2 separate regions of the Homo sapiens genome follow, and region 1 is linked to region 2. A link is a contact called in ENCODE Hi-C or POLR2A ChIA-PET data. All regions are on one chromosome and are shown on one strand. Each heading gives the region's core, a stretch centred on a gene start or an enhancer-like site at or near the end of the contact. The rest is flanking DNA. Distances are from core to core; before and after follow the strand shown.

Region 1 (3,090 bases), core at 489-2,988, 58 kb before region 2:
ACACAGTATCAAAGGTTACTTAGCTAAGTGTGAAAGTAACAGTAAGCGCCGCGAACATCAAGGAAACTCAGGAAACTCTTCCTCGAAGCCTTTTGATGACATTCAGCGCTGCATAAAAATCACAGATTCCTCTCAGCTCATATGCACAGGATGCCCAGAAATAAGACTCTGTGGAATGGATTTTCTTGGTACATTCTAAGGTTCATAGAAGAATAATTAGAAGTTCTCGATCAGTTATTTAAAGGGAAGAGAGCCTTTTACTGAGGTCCAGGGTGGTCTAGGTGCACCCTGTTTCTTTCTGGAAACAAATACATAGAAACAGCTCAACTGACTTCTCATTAATAACTGTTTATAGAGAATTGATGAGGCAGCCGGGCACGGTGGCTCACACTTGAAATCCCAGCACTTTGGGAGGCCAAAGTGGGAGGATCACTTGAGATCAGGGGTTTGAGATCAGGCTGGACAATATGGTGAAACCCTGTCTCTACTAAAAATACAAAAATTAGCCAGGTGTGGTGGCGCATGCTTGTAGTCACAACTACTTGAGAGGCTGAGGCAGGAGAATCACTTGAACCCAGGAGGCGGAGGTTGCAGTGAGCCAAGATTGCACCATTGCACTCCAGCCTGGGTGACAAGAGTGAAACTAGGTCTCAAAAACAAACAAACAAACCAACCAACAAACAAAAAACCCAAAAAACAAAACTAGGATGATAGGCTGGGCGTGATGGCTCAAGCCTGTAATCCCAGCACTTTGAGAAGCCGAGGAAGGAGGATTGCTTGAGGCCAGGAGTTTGAGACCAGTCTGGGCAATGTAGTAAGACCTCCCTCTCTAAAAAAAAAAAAAAAAAAAAAAAAAAAAAAAAAAAAAAAATTTAGCCATGCATGGTGGTGCACACCTGCAGTCCCAGCTACTCAGAAGGCTGAAGCATGTGAATCGCTTGAGCCCAGGAGGTGGAGGTTGCAGTGAGCCGAGATCATGCCACTGCACTCCAGCCGGGGTGACAGAGCAAGACTCTGTCTCGAAGAAAAAGAAAAAAAAATTGATGCTGAGTAAAAAAAGCCAGTCGCAAAGGACTACATATTGTATGGTTCCATTACTATGAATTGTTCAGTAAAGGCAAATCCATAGAGACAAAAGGTACATTGGTGGTTGTCAGAGGCTGGGGGCGGGGGTGAGGGAGTAGGGTGTGGCTGCTTGATGGGGACACAGTTTCCTTTTGGGGAAGTGAAAATATTTTGGAACGAGATACAGGTGGTGCTTGCACAACAGTGTGAATGTACCAAATGCCTCTGAATCGTACACTTTAAAATGGTTAATTTATGTTATGTGAATTTTACCTCAATCACTGAAAGAAAAAAAAACGCCAAAATGACATCCGGCCCTGCCCCCTTGCTCAATTCCGTGTCCTTCCCTTCATGGATTTGTTACTCGCTTGTCTTGCAGGCGAGGACAAGTCACGACTGCTGTTCAGTTTGCTGATCTCTGAAATGGCAACCCTGATGCTTGTAGACGGGTTAACCCCCTAGCAGGACACAGTGAGGGTTGGTTTCCTGTGTCCTCCTCGCAGTCTGGGTCACGTGGCGCTTCCTGTGGCTCACTGCCTCTGACTTTTCAATCAACTTTGTGGCTAAAGCACCATGCACTGTGCTTTGCATGGTCCGGACTGTCTGGTTTGTCAGCGACTCAGGGGCTTTTCCAGATGCGGGACTTTCAGTGCTGAAACTGGGAAAGCCCAGGGTAAACCAGGATGAGTCAGCGGCCCTGCCTCGTGCTCTGGATAAGTAAGGTGTGCAGAGGTCAAGGCTACAGCTCTCTCCCCAGAGGGGATCTTCCCTCACTTTCAGCACAGTCAGAGGAGGGGGCTCCCGTGTGCCAGGGGAGGAGGCTGGATCTGAAGGTGGGTGGAGCCGGGACAGTACTAGATTAGGGGCTGCCAGCAGTTTCTCCTTTTGTTTCGTTTGCTAGTTTTTGAGACAGCATCTTGCTCTGTTATCCAGGCTGGAGTGCAGTGGCACCATCACCGCTCACTGCAGCCTCAACCTTCCAGGCTTAAGTGATCCTCCCACCTCAGCCTCCTGACTAGCTGAGACTACAGGCACGCACCACCATGCCCAGCTAATCTTTTTGTATTTTTTTGGAAAGATAGGTTTGCCCAGGGTGGTCTCAAACTCCTGGGCTCAAGCGATCCGCCTGCCTCAGCCTCCCATAGTGCTGGGAATACAGGCATGAGCCATCACAGCTCGGCCTGATTTCTCCTTTTGGAGTGAAAACTGGAATTTTCTTTGAGGTCCTTTTTGAAGTCAAGGGCTAACGTCATGAGTGGCCTGTTAGGTGACATAGATGACCAACAACCAGTGATGACCAACAACCAGTGATGACCAACAACCTGAAAATGATGCTGATGGTGGTGGTGGGAGCTTGGCAGGATGGTTTTGGCTGGATAAGGGCCTGGGCTTAGTAGCATTTGTGGGTGAAATTAGGGCATGCCTCAACTTGGGTTATGTAAAGGGATCAGCAAATCTACCGAGATGCCACGGAGACTCTGAGAAGAGCGACTGGGCCTCTCTGCTCTTTCCTTCTTCCCTTCTTTTCTTTTCCTTTCTTTTCTTTTCCTTTCTTCTTTTTCTGTTCTTTACTTTTCTTTTTCCTTCCTTCCTTCCTTCCTTCCTCCCTCCCTTTCTTCTTTTCTTTCTTTCTTTTTTTTTTTTGAGACAGGGTCTCTGCCGCCCAGGCAGGAGTGTAGTAGCACAATCTCGGCTCACTGCAACCTCCACCTCCCAGGTTCAAGCAATTCTCCTGCCTCAGCCTCCCGAGTAGCTGGGATTACAGGTGCCCGCCACCATGCTCGGCTAATTTTTTTGTATTTTTAGTAGAGACAGAGTTTCACCATGTTGGGCAGGCTGGTCTTGAACTCCTGACCTCAGGTGATCCACTCACCTCAGCCTCCCAAAGTGCTGGGATTACAGACATGAGCCACCACACCTGGCCTCTGCTCTTTCTTTGAAGTTCAATGTCACTGGAGGACATCTGATGGATTGAGGGGTGAGGAGAGCTTGGCTGAGGCTGATATAGGAAAGAACAGTAGGGGC
Region 2 (3,188 bases), core at 620-3,119:
ACGCCCTGCCTTTGTATTTTTCTTTTATTATTTTTGTAAAAGAAAAAAAAAAATCTCAGGACCTCTCCCAACTTTCTTACGCAAAAGGGAAGTTAGTTAAGCCCAGAGGCCAAGTGACTGCAACACCCTCTTCCAAACGAATGGCTGTTACTAGCATTATGCTTCAGCCAAATCCCCAAGGAAGGATAAAAAGACTCAGCCATCTGCGAAGGGCTACCCTGACAGATCATTCATAAGTCAATTCTTTGCTGGTCTCCCATAAACAAGGGGATGCCAACTGTAACTTCAGGTCTACAACCTAAGTCTAGTTCCTAAAACTAAAGTCTAAAACATAAATAGATCGGGCGTGGTGGCTCACACCTGTAATCCCAGCACTTTGGGAGGCTGAAGTGGATTGTTTGAGGTCAGGAGTTCGAGACCAGCCTGGCCAACATGGCAAAACCCCATCTCTACTAGAAATACAAAAAATAGCCGGATGTGGTGGCGTGCACCTGTAATTCCAGCTACTCAAGAGGCTGAGGCAGGAGAATCGCCTGAACCTGGGAGGCAGAGGTTGCAGTGAGCTGAGATCACGCCTCTGCACACCAGCCTGGGCAACAGGCTGTCTCAAAAAAAAAAAAAAAAAAGTATAAATAAAAATGTCTTCCCATATTTTGGACAGTTTTCTTAGTCTTGGGTCCTAGAATTGCATTTACTAGTTTAAAAAGTATGACTATTTTTATGACTTCTGAAAGACTGAGCAACATTACAATCTCATTGAGATAACATTTCATTGAGTTTTGAACATGATTATTTCTTTGGGAAAAAAGTAGGTAGTTAAGTAAACCAAAAATAAAATTCTAAGCCCCCCAACAATGTGAATGGACCTCTCCTCTCAACAAATGGCATTCCAAAGTTAATCTGAAAAACTAGTTCAGGCCTTCCACACTGACCATGTCAATTACAAGCTTATCTTCTCAGGTGCAAAACAAAGTCAAGACTCCATCTACCCAGAGGCATCTGCATAACTGACTCCCTTTACTCTCTTTTTCTCTTCAAGACACTCATGGTATCTTAAAATACAGATTTCTTGGGCACTAACTAAATTCTCACAGAACTATTTGCCTTACTGCCTTCCTGCCCCACCTCCTGAAAACCTCTGGAAAACCAGTCACAGACGTGTTTGTGGCTCACGTTTTTCCCGGATGCGCCCTGAAGCAGGCTTAGTAAACCTCGAGAACTGACAATTATGCTTCAGTCACTCCGACTGTCATTTTTTATTGGCCTGTATGAATCCTGAGGGCAGAGAAATCCTGGCCACACTTAGCTCACTCCCCCGTGGGACTGGGCGCCTATTCACCAGATTGAGGAAATGCATTTCGGGAAATGTTTTGTTTATTATCAAACAGACCAGCGGAGCCGCGGTACTTTCCCGGAAAGAATCAAACTCGACACAAAGCTCTGGCACCGCCATTTCACGGGGGTGGGACCCGGGCGCTCCCGAGGACCCGTACACGGCCACAGGCAAGCGGCAAGAGAGGACCCAGAACACCACTTTCTCCTGGTTGATTTGCGAGCCCAGGTCGGGTTTAATCTTTGGCGCGGCAAAGTGGACCGAAGGTTTCCCAGACTGGGCGTCTGTCGCCCCCAACAGCATCGCCGCCCCCGTAGCCCAGCTGCGTGCCCTACCTCCCGCCCTGCGCCAAGACTCTCCTCCCCGCCTCTCACCTGCGGCTGCGGACAACACCCATGGCGCCACGGCGACGAGCACTAGGGTCGTCGCGCCCAGGAGGACGACCATCATCTGGGAGCCGCCGCAGATCCCACCAGTTACATGTTCGCGCACGCGCAGCTCCTCTCAGCCGCCATCGCCCCGTCCTAAGTCACACCGCCCCTCTGCACACGCGCTGCCCCTCTTAGCTCTCACCGCCCCTCTACGCACGCGCCGCCTCTTCTGACACACACACCGCCCCTCCGCGCACGCGCCGTTCCTCCACGCACGCGCCTTTCCTCCTAGCTAGCACCCCTTCTCCAAGCTCCCATTGCCCCATCCTAATTGCAGCACCCCTGTGCGCGCGCGCCTTAGAAATCGCAGGCCTCCTGCATTCTCTTCTTCCTCACTCTTTCCGGCCTATGGCCGGTCTGGAGCACTTCACCATCGCATTCCAGGACGACTCCCCCTCACAGGAGGCCTTGACCTTCACAGGATCGCGGCACACACCTGCGCAGACCCAGCGACTTTGGAGTTCCCGCGTCTCTTCCCCATGTCTGCAGTCGGAGGGCGCGGGTGGGCTCCTGGTCGCGGCCCGGCGCTCTTCGTCCTCGCCCTTCTCCGCCCGGGGCGCTTGCTGACCCTAGAGTCTTGGACAGTGGCGTTGGGAGTCCCCAGCGGCCTGGGAACCAGATGAGGCTGGAAGGAGGAAGTGGCTGAGCGACCAGACCGTTGCTGTGTGCAGAGCGAGAGCGGGGCAGAGGCGGTCGAGCGCTCGTTTTCCGGGCGACTTGGCTGAGGGGCGAGATGGTCCCTTGGAGAGAACAGCCACGGGCCCTGGGCCGAGGGGCTCCAAACAGCAGTCGCTAGGCTGTTTTGGTCGTCGGGCTTTATCAGTAAACAATTCGAGCCCATGGTTCGAATGATTATTTAATTAAATTCCTCAGTAATAGATCCAGTGCATTGTGAAAATATGCGAAATAAAATTTAAATGATGAGATAAAATAAGGAATCAAATACTTCGTTGTTATAACAACCAAGCAATTAATTAGCAATTACATAATTAAATGAATGTTTGTAAAGAACAATGCAATGGAATATATATGTATTCCATCTATATATTCCATCTCTATATTCCATCTATATATTCCATCTCTATATCCCATCACTATATTCCATCTCTATATCCCATCTCTATATTCCATCTCTATATCCCATCTCTATATTCCATCTCTATATCCCATCTCTATATCCCATCTCTATATTCCATCTCTATATTCCATATCTATTCCATCTCTATATTCCATATCTATTCCATCTCTATATTCCATATCTATTCCATCTCTATATCCCATCTCTATATTCCATCACTATATCCCATCTCTATATCCCATCTCTATATCCCATCTCTATATCCCATCTCTATATCCCATCTCTATATCCCATCTCTATATTCCATCTCTATATTCCATCTCTATTCCATCTCTATATTCCATAT

What was found. A loop is a pair of places that touch in the nucleus more often than their neighbours do. ChIA-PET counts read pairs that join two places held with the same protein, here RNA polymerase II (POLR2A). Pooled maps may share reads with other maps.
Region 1: a loop to region 2 is called in a map of B cell, with 12 times the contacts of the local background. The contact joins the enhancer-like site here to the promoter of IFNAR1 in region 2. A Hi-C loop is called at or near these places in 13 of 168 maps with a recorded cell type or tissue (B cell, CD4-positive, alpha-beta memory T cell, CD8-positive, alpha-beta T cell and 8 more), 26 of 37 single-sample maps with no recorded cell type and 25 of 50 pooled maps. POLR2A ChIA-PET finds 5 or more read pairs at or near these places in 24 of 52 experiments (A673, B cell, CD4-positive, alpha-beta T cell and 19 more).

The regions. Positions count from the first base shown.
Region 1 is chr21:33,381,864-33,384,953 of GRCh38, reverse strand. No RefSeq gene overlaps it. Among named protein-coding and RNA genes, the nearest start is that of IFNGR2, 20 kb to the left of the region's middle. RefSeq lists enhancers at 1,477-1,771, 1,589-1,948. Within about 2 kb of position 1,738, at least 37 of the 41 ENCODE cell types and tissues checked have a DNase peak (open chromatin) inside an H3K27ac peak, as active enhancers do; they include B cell, CD4-positive, alpha-beta T cell, CD8-positive, alpha-beta T cell and 6 more, where a contact is called at or near this core.
Region 2 is chr21:33,323,651-33,326,838 of GRCh38, reverse strand. It overlaps IFNAR1 (interferon alpha and beta receptor subunit 1), which reads right to left and starts at 1,869. Exons shown (of 11, transcript NM_000629.3): 1 at 1,708-1,869. The coding sequence starts at 1,783. RefSeq lists cis regulatory regions at 1,880, 1,937-1,946, 2,437, enhancers at 1,041-1,942, 2,176-2,225, 2,446-2,655, 1,943-2,845 and promoters at 1,858-2,528, 1,882-3,165.